Regions from separate parts of the Mus musculus genome. Here region 2 is linked to region 1. The links are chromatin loops, found by intact Hi-C in ENCODE. Cell type or tissue: left cerebral cortex. All regions are shown on one strand.

The links. A loop is a pair of places that touch in the nucleus more often than their neighbours do. Peaks named below come from ENCODE experiments on the same cell type or tissue, not always from the same donor. Only the 100,000 strongest peaks of a DNase experiment are listed, where the experiment ranks them.
Region 2: a loop joins it to region 1, with 2.1 times the contacts of the local background. A loop is called at or near these places in 2 of 42 quality-filtered maps.

What each region holds. Positions count from the first base shown.
Region 1 is chr15:12,109,095-12,117,094 of GRCm38, reverse strand. No RefSeq gene overlaps it. Among named protein-coding and RNA genes, the nearest start is that of Zfr, 4.8 kb to the left of the region's middle. In left cerebral cortex, a CTCF peak has its summit at 3,491 (motif pointing right); DNase peaks (open chromatin) are centred at 3,477 and 5,657; H3K4me3 peaks cover 90 bases; H3K27ac peaks cover 819 bases.
Region 2 is chr15:12,321,615-12,329,614 of GRCm38, reverse strand. Golph3 (golgi phosphoprotein 3) reads right to left here. Exons shown (of 4, transcript NM_025673.2): 1 at 7,659-8,000. The coding sequence starts at 7,883. Among named protein-coding and RNA genes, the nearest start is that of Golph3, 4.1 kb to the right of the region's middle. In left cerebral cortex, CTCF peaks have their summits at 2,269 and 4,065 (motif pointing left); DNase peaks (open chromatin) are centred at 7,279, 7,462 and 7,732; H3K4me3 peaks cover 2,335 bases; H3K27ac peaks cover 742 bases.

The DNA.
Region 1 (8,000 bases):
TGGGACTGGAGTATTAGGAATAAAAACAGGACAATGAAGATAAGGGGAGTTCGGGCGGTTAGGGCAAGCCCTGGAATAGAGACCTGACAGAAGCAAGAAAACCACCCAGGTAGCTACCTGGAGGAAGGGCAGTGGAGAAGTCTATAGAGTATCAAGGAAGTCACTCTGGCTAGAACTGAGTGCGGGGATGACCAGTTCAAATGTCTTTGTGAGAGTCTTAGATTTCCTGGGTAGAGGGGCATACACCTATAAATCCCATCATTGGAGAGGCTGAGACAGGAGGATTTCCCAGAGTTCTAGACCTGCCTACACTACAGAGGGAGACAGTGTTTCAAAATAGAAACTACCCACCTATTCACTCCTTACCTGAGCTTCAAAAGAGTGCCAGGTCTCCCTGGGTCAGGATCAATACTTTATAAATAGTTCTTTACTGCATGCAACTGTGTCTTCATTACAGATGCTTTAGTGTTATCTCTGTATTGTCTCAGGCCATTTTCAGTCACACCTCCCCCACCTCCACCCCCCCCCCCCCCGCCCATTTCTTTTCTACTGCTAGGGATGGAGCTGAGATGACCTGAGCTAGCGATCGTTCTCTCTCTCTCTCTCTCTCTCTCTCTCTCTCTCTCTCTTCTCTCTCTCTCTTTCTCCTTTAGTTAGGGTCTTGCTGGCTGACCTGGAGACCTGGCACTCACTATACTGCTTCCGCTGGGCTCTCCCTCCCCTTCCATCCCCTCTCCCAGCCACTCCTGGACTGATTTCTGTCGTCTTGCTCTTACCCTGCCTCCACCAAGGCCTAGGAAGCGCTGCACCTCACCTCTCACCTGCCTCGTGGCCATCCAGCAGCCCCCTGCTGCTTATCTCTTAAGTCTGATGAGCCTTAAAACAGTCAGAGTGAATCAGAACTCACCCGTGGAAATCAGCGCTTTAGTCTACCTAAGGCAAACATTGCCTCAGTCCCCACTGGCGTCAACCCCCACACCTCCTACAACAGTACAGGTTCTGAGAACCTGCCTGGTTTGTCTTTTTTCTCATTTCAAAGGGAAAATGTAGGGCTTTGGGGGAAAATCAGTGTCATTGTTTTCGAGAACACTGATGGTTCCCAATTGTGTTGCTAAGGGGGAAAAAAATCTCCTACATATGGGGCATTAGAACTGTGTTGAAAAGGTGACTTGCCTTGAACTTCACGGAACAATGAAGTCTCTAGGCTAGCTAAGCAGCCAGCTGCTTCCATAAGCCTCACCACTAGTAAGCTATTTGCATTAAATGGGAGGAGAAGAGTCGGGTGGCAATTGTTGATTTCTGTTAAGGGCTGGCTTTCTGTTTGGCTGCTTGTCTTGAGAGGATAGAGTTACAGTGTTGATAACTTACACTGAACTGAAGTAGAAACTGGCTTCTTGGTGGTGATGGTCCTTCGGGGTGTGACAGGCTAGCCTATAGTAAGTACTTTAGCTTGCCCTCACCTTGTTTAGGAAAGATGTTTGGAGCAGACTGAAAGAAAAAAAAAAGATCTGGGTCTTGGGGGAGCTAGCAGGGGGATATTCTGATTAATGTTATTTAACTTTTTGGAGCCTCTTAAGATAGGAATAACAGCATCTTCTTCATATGGGCCATTGAGATGGCTCAGCAGGTGAAAGTGCTTGCTATCAAGCCAAATGGCCCAGGCAGGTACAATATGTCCCCTGACCTTCCCTCTCGTGTCCACACATATACACAGGCATACACTAAATACAGAAGAAGAAGTATTCTTCAGAGTGCTGTGGTAAGAGTCAGATGGGACTGATTTAAAGCAGCATCTAAACTTCTTATTAAAAACAAACCAAAACCAAAACTGGGACCCCGAGGGATGGCTTAGCAGGATTCAGGTGCTTGCTGTGCAAACATGGAGGCTCAAGTTTGACCGCTGAAACTCATGGAAAGATGGAAGGAGCGAACTGACTCTACAAGGTTTCCTCTAACCTCTACCTATGTCCATGGCATACACACAAGTATATCTCTGTCTGTCCGTCTACTTATCTGCTTGTGTAATACACACCCACACCAAACAAACAAGGCTGGATGTTCTTTTTAAAACCAACCTTCTAGTAAGTAAATACTCCATGCAGAATATCCACCTACAATCCAAGAACTTCATTATGGCTTCAAGCTTGAGGAGTATGTCACAGAATACCCAGCCAGGCCACACAGCAGCATACAATCCCCTGGGCTAAGAACAGAAAACAAACTTTTCCTGGAGCTGAGGATGTAACTGAGTTGGTAGAGCGCTCGCTTGCCTAAGCTGGCATTCACTCAGGAAGCTCTGGCTTTAAGCCCCATCATCACATAAACTGAGCACAATTGATGACCCCTGTAATCTCAGCCCTGGAAAGATAGGAGCAGGAGGTCAGACGTTCAAGGCCATCCTTAGCTAAACAGGAAGTCTGAGCCTGACCCAAGATACATGAGATCCTGCTTCCAAACAAAATAGCACCAGCAACAAATAAGCAACTGATGGAGATCGAGAGAGCCTCAGTCCATGGCGTGCAAGCATGCCGACCAGAGTGCTGAGCCTCAGCACCCCATGGCCTGCACCTGCAGCCTCAGCTCTGCGGGGACAAGGGCAGAAGTGGGACGCTACAGGAAGATCCCTGGGGTTCTCTGCCTAGCCAGTCCAATCAGAAGGGCTCAGTTCAGCTGCAGTTGAAAATAAAAAAGCCTCAAAATCTGAGGGGGAGAGCAAAGATCATCCGACATCCACCTCTGGCTTCTATGTGCAACCACACACATGCACATATGTATACAGGCCCTCACAAGCTCACACACTGGAGGTACATAGGTAAACACACAAAGACGTGCTTGACTGGAGTCAGCGACCTATGCTACATAGGTAAGCCTGTGCTCCTCATCCTCCTCAGGACAAAGCTGACTTCTAAGTTTCAAGACTTTACATGATCTGGCCTTCCTGCCTATTCACCGTCTATAACGCCGTATTCTCATCATGTCAACAACCCTGACCTCCTGTTTACATGTCCCCTCTGCCCACACAGGGCATCTTACAATCTCCTTGCCTAGAATTCTTGCTTCTCTTTGCCTTAGGTAGTGGAGGACTAAACTCAATGCAGTCTGCCCTCCGCATCCCGCCATGATGTCCCCTCTGTGACCTCTTCGGTTGATCAGATTGTGACTGTGCTCCCAGAGCACAGTGCGATTTTGCCCAGTTGCCTCGTCACAGCTACAACTTTATTGTGTGGTGGTTCGGTGGGTGGGGAGTTCTCCCACCAAACTATGATCTTTCTGAGCGCAGAGTGCCAATATCGAATGCCTAGTGACAAGTCACCAGAAAGCACTTGAAGAGTGATCAAGCAAGAGGATGCACAGCTTAATCATGCTTTGATGAGTCAGAATGCAGTGCTGGAGTCCCACAGTATTTGGGGTTATAATTATGAACCTCAACTAGCATCCGAAGACAAATTAGAGAATGTTAATTGGCAGTTCTGTTAGCCACAAGGTGGAGCTCATCTGAGAAAGCCTGTCTTCAACTGCACCTTTGAGGCCTGGTTTCCTGAGAGACCTTGTGGAATACAGATAAACCAGGCAGAAAGCAGGTCACATTAGCTACTATGTATCAAGAAGAATAAATAGCAAGAGCTAGTTGGTTTTTATAGTCAGTTTGACACAAACCTACACATATTTGGGAAGAGGGAATCTTAGTTGTCAGAACGACTCCAGAAGATTCTCTTGTAGGCGTGTCCGTGGGCTCTGTCTTGATAAATGATTGGTGTGGGGGAGGCCCAACTCACTGGAGGTGGTAGTGCCATTTCGAGGATGGTGATCCTTGGTGCTAAGCAGTGCTCCCGCATGGTTTCCATTTCTGCCTCCAGGTTTCTGCCTTGAGTTCCTGCCCTCAGTTACATTAGTGATAGAATGTGATCTAAGAATTGTAAGATCAAATCAACCTCCACCCCCCCCCCCCCACGCTACTTTGGGTCATAGTGTTTATCACAGCGATAACTCTTAACTAGAGTGAAGAAGAGCAAGACTTGAGACCAGCCTGTGGTGAGTTTTAGACCAGTTTGCCCTGCAGAGTGAGACTGTCTCAACTTAGCCTCGCAAAAGAAAGGCTGTATTTCACATACTGTGAGAATCACTCTTTTAATGTATTTAACTCAATGACATTTAATACATTCTCTGAGGTATAGAACTCCCAGAGCTTGAAAATATTTTTCTCACTGTAGTAATGGAGTCTATGCCAATTAGCAATCATGTGTCTTCAGTTTCTCCCAACCCCTGATTGGGTATTTGTTTATTTTTCAAATTCTAGGGATTGAACCTAGAGCTTTGAATCCAAGTCTGTCTCCCCCATTTTTCTTTGCTCTGTGGCCCTGTCTAGGTTGCTATTTACAATGTAACCAAGACTGGCAACAATTCTGCCACCTCAGCCTCCTGTGAGGATTACCCAGCAGCTACACCTCAGGCCTGGCCATAGAAGTACTTTCTATCTCTATGGATTTGTGTATTTTGGACATATGAATAAACGTTAAGAACATCTATCTTTTTGGTCTAGTTCTCTTCACTTAGCATAGTATTTTGAAGCCCCATTGTCAAGTTTGGAGACAGTCTTGCTTTCTTCGTCTCAGTGTTGGGACTGTGGCTGTGGGCCATCACACTTGGTGCACAGGGATGGGAGTTCTTGCTATGACCTCTATTCATATTTCTGCTGACTCACACCTAGGAGGAGACTGTTGGTTTACCTTTTGAGACAGAGTTCCCTGATGCAGGCAGCCTAGATTGGCATCAAATGTACAATTCTCCCACCTCAGACTCAGGACTGTTGGAGTGATAAGAATGTACTACCATGCCCAGCATCTTTTCTTTAATATCTAAACTTTTCTTCCTCCCCCTGCCCCAGTTCTTCCCTAGTTCACACGTGTCTTGCCTAAGACTGCCTAAGCAGGCCACTGATCTTTTTGTAAGGGTCAGATCTCCTAAACCAATCTCTATGGAGATATAAGGAATCTACGATTTTTTTGAAATGGCACCATGTGAACAGTCCTGTATATTATAATACATCATCTCCAGTGGTTCTTTAAAAAAAAAAACCAGTAAGCTACGCAGAGGCAGAATTTAAATTTTATCGGCTTACGTACTGACTCCAGCAGGCCAATCCTTTATGATATATGGTGATCCCAAAACATGTAGGAGGAACCTCTCACTACATGTGATCTTGGTGGTAGGTCACCAGCTATGTTTGTTCTCCGCCTTAGTGCCTGTGGCTGTTTCTCCCTTATGAACTTCTAGAACATTCATCATTGTCTCCCTAGTTAGCCTCCCTCCCATTCTTTGCGTTTCCCAACTCATAAACTTGTTATTCCTAGCTGTGTATCTCTCTTCCTCTCAGGAAAGAACATAAGCCCCTCAGGGTCAGGAACTACATCTGACCGCTGAGTTTCCAATGTCTGCCACCATGCCTAGAATAAGTAGGCACTTAAATACTTGACAGCAACGTATTAAAGACATATGTAGTCAATACCTTTCACCACTACCACCCCCAGCTACCACCCATCGTGATAACAGGCGTATAAGGAAATACCAACCTAGTTTTGTCCTCCTGGTTCCCTTGACATTCTGACTCACCGTGTTCACTGCCAAATCTCAAATCCAAACACTAGTGTTATAAAGGGTTTCATTGTGTCGGTAATACATTCCTAAGAATTTGAAGAACTTGAAGAACTCCACACAGTCATGAGGAATAACTATTTAAAGGCATGGAGGGGCTGGCTGCAACTTGGTGGCACTACCGATTCCACGGATTCCAGCCCTAGCACTGCTAAAAATATATGAAGATATAAAAATAAATGCAGCTTGAAGAGTCTCAGCCACTGTGTTCTCACTTAGACACTGATAACCATATCAATAAGCAAATGCTAAAAGGCATATTGATTTGGAACGACACTCTAGAGCAATACTATCCAATAGGATTTTATTTCAATATGAAATCATTCTCTAACTGCTCAACATGGTAGCCATTACTGAGTACTTGAAATGCAACTGGTGTTACAGAAGCTATATAAATTTAAATGTAAAGACTTACCTGTGACTACTGCCTACTCTATGGGATAGTGTAGTAGTGGAATCTGATGATCCAAGTTCAAATCCCAGCTCTCCTACTAGCTGACAATGACCTTTGTGTGAAGAGTGTGTGTGTGTGTGTGTGTGTGTGTGTGTGTGTGTGTTTCTGGGGACTGGACCATTATGCATGCTAGGCAAATACTCCACCATTGAGCTTCATTTCAGTCTTGATAACATGAATTTGTCCTAATTCCTTAACATCCTTGTGGTTTCTCCTCACCAGGAGCCACCTTTTAACCGGTTAAGAAGGGCTGACTTGACAGCTCACAGGTGTTGATGCTTGCTGCCAAGTCTGATGGCCTGCGTTCTATCCCCAGGAGCCACATGGTGGAAAGAGAGCTGACTGAGGTTATCTTCTGGCCTCTACACATACATGCGTGTGCCATGTGCATGCGTGCGCACACACACAAATATGTGTGTGTATTTCTATCTATCTATCTATCTATCTATCTATGTATCTATCTATCTATCTATCTATGTATGTATGTATCTATCTATCTATCTATGTTAATGAAAGAGGCAAACATTTAAGAGATCATCTACAAGCATATCATCTAAGCAGTAATGTCTCTAGCTCATTCTCTGACTCTCTCTCTTTTTTTTAAAAAAGATTTATTTATTTTATTATGTGTAAGTACACTGTCGCTAAATTCAGACACCCCTGAAGAGGGCATCAGATTGCATTATGGATGATTGTGAGCCACCATGTGGTTGCTGAGACTTGAACTCAGGACCTCTGGAAAAGCAGGCAGTGCTCTTAACTGCTGAGCCATCTCTCCAGCCCTCATTCTCTGACTTTTATACTTCTGTCTTCCTCTCTTGGGATCTTTGAATCTGTTTGGATAATTCAGGATCACCTTAATCACATCTTCAGAGTTCTTTTGCTATGAACAATGGTGTGTATTAAGTCTGGGGTACCTCAGATACATGGGTCACGAGTATATTGACTTCCTGTGACCTTTCTGAAAGGTTTGTAATGTACCTGGACTTGCTTGTCATAACTTTCTCTTATCTTTTTTTTTTGCATTATTCAATTCCTTTTAATATTCCAATCCACAATTAAGTCTATTAACACAAATCTCTCTTATTCTAATTTTTTGATACATATGTATACTTTTACACAAATAGAATAACATCTTCCGGGGCTGGAAAGGTGGCTCAGTAGTTAAGAGCATTTGCTAGTCTTCCAGAGGACCTGAGTTCGGTTCATGTATGACTAAGCATATAGACACTTAAACACTATAGACAGCTATATGAATTATTAAAATTTTTAGCCTTATTTTACCTAGGACCTGGTCATCTGGCAAACCTATCAACTCACACTCATTTTCAAGTCTAGATCCGTGTGCAGACCATCCTTCCATAGGAAGCCAATGATAAGGCGCACTCCTGCAGACCTGCCTTTGATGCTGTGTTTCAGGTGCTTACTTTGGCAGCATATGTTCTAAAATTAGAACACCGTGTCTCCTCAGAATGCCCCTAAGCAGAGCAGCAGGGTGACAGTCATCAACACTAGCGGTTCATGCCTGTTTTCCACGTGACTGATCACTGACACAGGCCCTGATTTCCTTCTTTTTTTCCCTTTTCATAGGGAACCTGTGGGAAGCCACATATGTCATTACAAGGTGGCGCTGGCTACCGCTGGCCACCATGCATAAGTCTGGATAAACAACCAATGTGTACATATGCACTAAAGTTTTTCACCAAGTCACTTCCTGGCCCAGGCATGATAATGAGGCTCAGTAAGGTACTGAGAGAGAATCACCAATCAGATGAGAGACATGCAAATGAGGTATGATAATGAGGCTCAGTGAGGTACTGAGAGAGTAACCAATCAGATGAGGAACATACAAATGAGGTAGAATGCATAACCAATCTGGATGTGAGTCACACCT
Region 2 (8,000 bases), 210 kb before region 1:
GGCTCAGTGGGTAAGAGCACCCGACTGCTCTTCTGAAGGTCCGAAGTTCAAATCCCAGCAACCACATGGTGGCTCACAACCATCCGTAATGAGATCTGACTCCCTCTTCTGGAGGGTCTGAAGACAGCTACAGTGTACTTACATGTAATAAATAAATAAATAAATAAATCTTTAAAAAAAAAAAAGCTAAAAATCTTAGAAACCTCAGCACTTAGCAAAGGAACTGATACATGAATGACATATTTTGATTAACTGAAAATACGAATTACCAGTTAAACTTGTTTAATCTCAAAAACTGGCAAATCCTACTCAATAACTAAATTTAAATACATGTAATTTCTGTTTTTTGTTTTAAATGGTATAAAATTATTTAACAATTGTATAAGAAACTGAAACTGGGGGGTTGGGGGATTAGTAGCTAAGAGCACCGGATTTTGCAGAAGACCCAAGTTTAGTTCCTAGAACCAACATGCTGGCTCATTAACCATCCACAAAACTCTGGTTTTAGAGGCTCTGAAGCCTGGGATGCCTTGATCTCCAAGGGCCCCAGGCATGCTCATGCTATATGCATACATTCAGGCAAAACACTCTTGCACATAAAATAAATCTGGAAGGGAGGGAGGGAGGGGAACTAGGGTAGGGCAAGGATGGTCGTTTAGAGGTAGAACACTTAAAGAGAATCCACAGCCAGCACAAGGTCCCAAGTTCAGTCCTGACCAGGAAAAAAATCCCAAGGGGGCAGTAATCACCAAAAGCTGACTGTAAGCCCTCCAATCTGAAGTCTTTCTCAAAAAGCCAGGGATGGACAGATACAGGTTATCTTCCATGCTCTCTAAAAATTACTACTAAAATGTTAACTAGTAACTTTCTAGAATTCATACTAGTCTCAGTCAAATTCTGTTATAAATGAAATTTCTATCAACAGAGCTGTTCTTTGAGAAAGGAGCTATGTTGTCCAGACTGGCCTCCTCCAAGGGCTGAGATCAGCAGTCCCCCTGCCTCAGCCTCCCAAGTTGTCAGAGGCATGTTCCACTGCCCCCCTTTCATAGAAAATAATTTCTAGGGAAGGGATGTAGTTCAGACCATGTAGGTAGGGTGCCAAGGCCCCGGGTGCCATCCTCATTGCCAAATACACCAAAGTGTAATATGATTTCCACCACAGAAACCAGAAATGGTTTCTAAGGTGATCTAAATGCAAACACATGTAAGAAGCCTCGGTCTCTCCACCAGTTTTCACCCCCCCCCCATCTCTTCCTTCATGAATGTAAGATGGACATTCTGGATGTCTCACCTCTCTATACACGAAAGGAAGACGTTTTTTCCAAGACCACCCCCAAAAATCAGTGTTCATTCTCTTGGGAATAATGTTACCTTCAGTGAGTGTATGATGTACTTAGACTATTTACTGAGTCAAGGTGAGATAGTCAACTGTAGAAGCAAAAGTTTTAAACTGCACCTGTTGACACCAAGTGGACAGTTTCTCTAGTAAAGCATGTAAACCAAACACAACTCACTAAGGCTAAATTAACTTTACAACGGACATGTAATTTGGCTTAGAGTGCTACTTGGTTAGCGGGTGCAAGGCCTGGGTTAAATCCCCAGCACCATCAAAACACTAAAATGAAGGACAATAACATGCTAGTAAGATTCTACCATTCTCTATTGCTCTATCTCATGTATGAATGCCTGTGTGCATGTGTATGCATGTGTGAATGTGGCTGTACCAATTTGTGCAATTACAGAACCAACCTCAAAGTTCAGCCCTTGCTTTCTACCACCCAGATTTTGCTACATTTATTTGTATGTTTGTTCATCATACAGGAGACACATACACACACACACACACACACACACACACACACACACACACACTACTTCATTGTAGGTCAGAGCACAACTTGCAGGAGTCAGTTCAGCCAAGCCATCTTCAACTGGACTCCTTGAGACAGGGTCTTTGTTGTTCACTGTTGCACACACCAGGCTAGTTAGCCTGGAAGCTTCCAGGAATTCTGCTGTCTCCAGCACCCATACTGATTCAAGAGCCCTGGAATTACAGAAGGGCCTTGATGAGACCCAGTTTATGAGAGTTCTGGCTACCCAAACTGAGATCCTCTACCAGCACCCCTGGGACATCTCCCCTGTCAATCTAATGTTTATGAAACAAGAAGAAAAATATTCTGTTTTCTTTTTAAGTCTGTGTGTGTGTTAGTGCATGCCACATTATAACACTATAGTGTATACACAAGGTTACATTGCAATACTGTAGTACGCCAACAGGTTGCAATCTTTACAGCTTATTTTTCATATAGGCTCTAAATTTTATATTTGGCTTAAAGAGATGAAAATTCAAACCCTTCAAAAATATCAAAAGAATATAGTTAGTATTAGAAAAGAAATTACAAAATTCAAAACTCTTGAAGCTTTTATGTGTGTTTTTTTTTTAATTACTACAAACTTTTAACACACCTTGAAATTCTAAAACTGAGCTCAATAACTATCTGGCTTATAGGTTTAAGAATAGCACTATTTTACATTAACTTCATAGAGGTAAAATGTTTACAAAACAGTTATACATCTTGATAAATACTGTGTTCTAAACATTATTTCAAAATGAACAAATTTTGGGGGACAGTGTGAAAACAACAAAGTCAGTTTCATCTTTTAAACTTCCTAAGTCTTGCCACACAGCCTGCCATCTCAGTCTTGGGGAGGCAGAGAGGAGAGGATCACCAGTTCAAGAAGACTTCAGATTCAAGAACTGCCAGGAAATTTGAGGCATGCCAAATACCATCTTTTCTCTAAACAAACCCACCTAATCACTACATACTATTCAAGTGTTACTGCAGTAGAGCTCTTAGGACTTTAGAAATGTATCTTTAAAGAAGATGTTACTAAAAGCTATTAAACCTTAGAAAAATCAGATGACAAAAAAAAAAAAAAAAAAAACCACACTAGAAAAAGACAGGGAGAAAACTAAAACACAACCAAACAAAACAACAACATTCAGGAGTACAGTACACACAAGAAGGCTGTTCTGAAAAGGTTTCCTTTCAGCCTCTTTTTCTTCCAAAGCCTCAGTGGAGGGCAACTGACTGGACAAGACTTAACTATAACACAAAACAATAGGAGGATACCTCAAGAAGCCATTCCAAAGCTGTCAGTAAGCCTAACATTAGGGAGACAGAGACAAGAGGACCCAGAGAGAGGTCAAGGAAACCAGCCTGGCCTTCATCAGACCCTATCTAAAACACAAGAAACAAACAAGCAATCCTATCAGGCAATGGTGGCACACCCCCTTTAGTCCCAGCACTCTGTAGGCAGAGGGAGAAGGACCTCTGTGAGTTCAAGGCCAGCCTCATCAACAGAGTTCCAGAACAGCCAGGACTACGTAGATAAACCCTGAGACTCAAAAATAAATAAGTAAATGAATGGATAAATAAGTAAATAATAAAAAGCTAAAATTCTAGGGCTTCGCAAAGACAAAGGGGGAAAGTACAGTAAAGTGTTAGCAATAAGTGCCACAAAAGTACACCCCCCCAAGCACGTGAAGTGACCATTTTCCACATTTGTGAGAATTCTGAAACTCTTGCATAGTATGTAAAGAGAAGGACGACAAAGCCTCACTTCTACTCAACAGGCCATTTTCTTTCTCCCTGTTTCTGTAGGTGTCTGTACATATGTGATCGTGTAGAGGTCGGCAGTCAACTTCAGTGTTGCCCTCAGATGCCAACCATCTTGGCTTTCAGGCGAGTCTCACACTGGTCTGGAGCTTGCTGAATGGCTAGGATGGCTGGTCCAGGAGCTTCACTCTGCATCAACCTGTGACATCACTCCCAGCTTTTCCAGAGAGAGCTGGGAAGCAAGGCCTCGTGTTTGTGTGGTAAGCACTTTAACAATCTTACCCAGCCACCAAACACTAGATTAAATTGGTCATTTAAAGTAGTCAAACTGAGGCTGGAGAGACAGCTCAGTGGTTAAGAGCACTGGCTGTTCTTCCAGAAGACCCAGGTTCAATTTTAAGTACCCACATGGAAGCTTCCAACCACCTATAACTCTAGTTTCAGGGACCTAATGCCCTCTTCTGGCCTCCTTGGATACACAAACTAGATGTACATACATACAAATATGGGGGCAAAGCATTCATACACAGAAAATAAAAATAAATAAACCTTTAAATAGGCAAGTAAATGAGATGATCAGATCTCACCTTAAGTATTTAGACCTACCACCAATAAAATAATTCAAGTTATTTAAGGGGGTCATTGTTACAGTTAGTGGTACAATATGTGTGAGACCCTTCAGTTTAGTCTTCTTAAAAAAATATTTTAATATAACTTTTTGGTTATTTATGGTCATTCTCAAGTATCCTGAAACTACTCAAGGCTTCAATGGAAAAAAACACAAATAAATAATGAAGAGAAAATATTTACTATTTGTCCTGCTCTGCCCCCAACCATCCACAGAAATCTTGCCAATTACTTAATTGGAATTCATGAGTGAACCTATCTGACATTCTAGCAGTGGCCTCTAAATATCACTCACTGACACTTCACCCAGATTAAGTACCCAGAACCTATGAATGAGCCTAGGCTTGGGCTTTTTTGTTTTTCGGTTGCTGTTGTTGTGTGTGTGTGTGTGTGTGTGTGTGTGTGTGTGTGTTTTGTTTGTTTGTTTGTTTGTTACGATTTACTTATGTATACAAATAAATACACTCCAGATACACCAGAAGAGGACATCGGATCCCATTACAGACGGTTGTGAGCCACCATGTGGTTGCTAGGAATTGAACCCTCTGGAAGAGCAGTCAGTGCTCTGAACTCCTGAGCCATCTCTCCAGCCCTTGGATGTTTTAAGAAAAGAAAAAACCTGAAAAGCTACCTCGAACCTAAAAAAATAAATAAAATAAAACAAAACTATAGTCAGGACTGAATGAGGACATGACTGTTCCTAGGTTTGAAGTAGGAAGGTTTAGTGTAGAGGGGATAAACAGGCATCTGGAAAGGTCCACTCTGAACCTGGCATGTGAGGGGGATAGGAGGCTGGAGAGAAGAAACAAGAGCCAAGAGGCTGGAGTAAGCCAGGAGACAAAGAGAGCAAGAGGCCAAGAGACCACATAGCCAAAAGGCAGGGTTATAGAGAGCAGAGCAGCTGAGGGAAGGGAGTGAAGCTCAGGGGCTGCAGAGGTTGAGGGTAGGAGGGCTGGATGAAAGTGCTAAGAAGAGTCAGGACTCTTAACAGGTATAGGCGATGCTGAGACAGGTAGCCAGTGTCTGCTCTGATAGGCACCTTGGCTAGCAGCTATACTTCCTGAGTTTGAGACCTAACAAAGACTTTAAACAAAACTCCATGTAAATAATCTGAAGCCAATGGCTTCTCATGTAGCCCAGGCTGGCCTCTGACTTTCTATGTAGGTGAAGGTGACCCTGAACTTCTGATAGGCTTGCCTCCCAAGTGGAAGTATAGGCATGATGGGCTTCCAAGCCCAGTCTGTGCAGAGGAAGGAATCAAATTCAGAACTTCATCCAAAGCACTCTATCAACCGAGCTGTATATTCCCAATCCCTAGAACCTAAGTTAATAACAAATTGAACAAAGCTTAAGTGGCTACGGAAACAGAGCCAGGAAACCAAGACTTTGTCTTTTAAAAAAAAAAAAAAAAAAAAAAGACAAGGGGACCATCCCCCAAATAGACTGGGTGATAGGTTTATAGGACTAGTCACTACTGTGTACACACTTGATGAAAGAAAAAATATGTACCTACATTTTTTTAAAAACAAGTGCCCACCCCCACATGCTACAAATTAGTGCCTGGCTGAACCTTGGCCATGACTTATGAAGTATACTTATACAAAACAACCACAACAGATGGTCTCAGTTACCTGCCATCAAAGAACTTCCATTGTTTAAAAAACAAAACAAAACAAAACTAGTTGAATGTTGTAGTAGCATTAAATTCAAAAAATTCTTCAGATTATCTTCACGGGAACCAATCACAGAAAAATAACTGGTAACAGCTTTATATTAAAAATTCAGAGTAAGGCTTCTAAAGTAAAAGGTATTTTTCCACCATTGTTTCTCAATGTGACAATACCAAAAATAATTTTTTTTGTTCCGTTGTAGCTTTACCGAGTTCTAGCATACAGAACCAAAATGCTGACCCAGGAATGTAACCTTCATTTTGTTTTTCTTGTACTTCCTAGAAATGTCTCATAATCTGTTTTGTTCCAAAGTAGGGAAGGAGGGAAGGAAAGATAAATGTGTATTACAAGAAGCCTGCTTTCAAAATCTAATTACTTCCTAAGTGAATGCTCTCTAAAATCGCATTGCCACACACTAACATCTAGCTTTTCACTCCACAACTAAAAATGAAACACACACCACCGCATTCCTCATAATAACTGTAATTAAACAGGTACTGTGCCCCTTTCACAGCCTGAGGGCCATTAAGTGTCTTCAAGCTGAATGGTATTAAGGCATCAAGAAGCACTTCCCTGGGTAGTATCTAATATCCGGGAACCACAAACAGTCCCTGGAAAAACTCAGCTCTCTACCGCTGCTAAGTCTGAGGAACTAAAAAACTGTTTTATAGGATGAACTGAGTTTTGTTCTGGTTTGTTTCTTGTCCTCCTTCCTGAATTCTGAAAACGTATTTAAAAACAAGATCCAATACCTTTCTGTCTGACTCTCAAAATGTGTTGTCTAGAGTTTCCACACTGAAACGAAACAAACTTCCGGGCCACCTCATCATACATGATTTATGAAACATCCAATCCTGCAAGTCTGCCCTTAAAAATAATCATCTTTAGAGATGGATGGGTATTAATAAAATCAATCAAACATTAACTACAGAATCCAGACATTTAAAAGACGGACACTTGCACTTTTTCAACTTATATGTGTGAAATTCCTAAATATCTGGGGTGACCTTTCCAAACGTCAGAACACAACTTAAGCCTACCTAAATCTTTGCAGTCTTTCATCAAAGCGCAAACTTGGTATTCCTCCCAGCTCTTCACAAGCCCTCCCTTAAAATGGCAAAACGGAAAGGACGACAGCAGATCTAACCGCAAAACTAACTCATCGCTCGCTCAAACCAAGTTCATCCAAAAAGTAACTTCCTAGGTTTTATATCAACTTAGTATTGACTTTTTAAAACAATACCCAGTAAAAACAACTTTGCTAATTTCTTAACCGCGCGCCGCAACTCAAGTTTTACATAAGAAAGAGGGCCGACAGCAAGTAGATCCGCGAACCTCTCCCGGGTCTTAAAACCTGCAAAAACTCAATACTTGGGAGCCGCGGTAGCCCCGAGTCTTTAGATCTCAACAGTCTTGGGTTGGAGTTGCCATTATTTGCGGCAGACGGCGAAGAAGAAGAAACGCAAAGATCGCCAAGACTTCGGAACTAAGAGTGCTTGTGAGCAGAGGACGGGAAAACCCAAGCGAGCACTTGGTACCGGGAGGATCGGGAGCACTCGGAGCGCAGCCGGAGAGGGCTGACTCCCACACTCCTTGGGACGAGAGGGCGCTCAGGGGCGCGGGGCTCCGGAAGCAGGGACAGGTGAGGCCTCGGCCAGCGCCCACCCGGGCCCCACCTGGAGCCACCCGGGTCCCGCTGCCACCCCGGCTGCCACCCCGGCCGGGGCCGCGGCGCCCGCACCTCTCGGTCCTTGAGGCCCAGCAGGAGCACCTCCTCCATCAGGGTCAGCCGCGTTTCCTTGGAGTCGCCCTTGTCGTCGTCGTCCTGCTCGTCGCGGCGGCTCTGCGCCTCGTCCTCGCCGCTGCCGCCGCCGCCTCCCGCCGCCCGCTCCTTGTCGGCAGCGTTCCGGGAGGCCTCGGTGCGCCGCTGCACCAGGCCCGAGCTCCGCTGGGTCAGCGAGGTCATGGCTCCCGCACAAGAGCCGCGCCGGACCGACAGGGACGCGGGACCGGCCGGCTCTCCCTCACGGCCCCGGCCCCGGGAGCTTCCGTGTTAATTCTTGGAGCTGGGGCGATGTCCGTG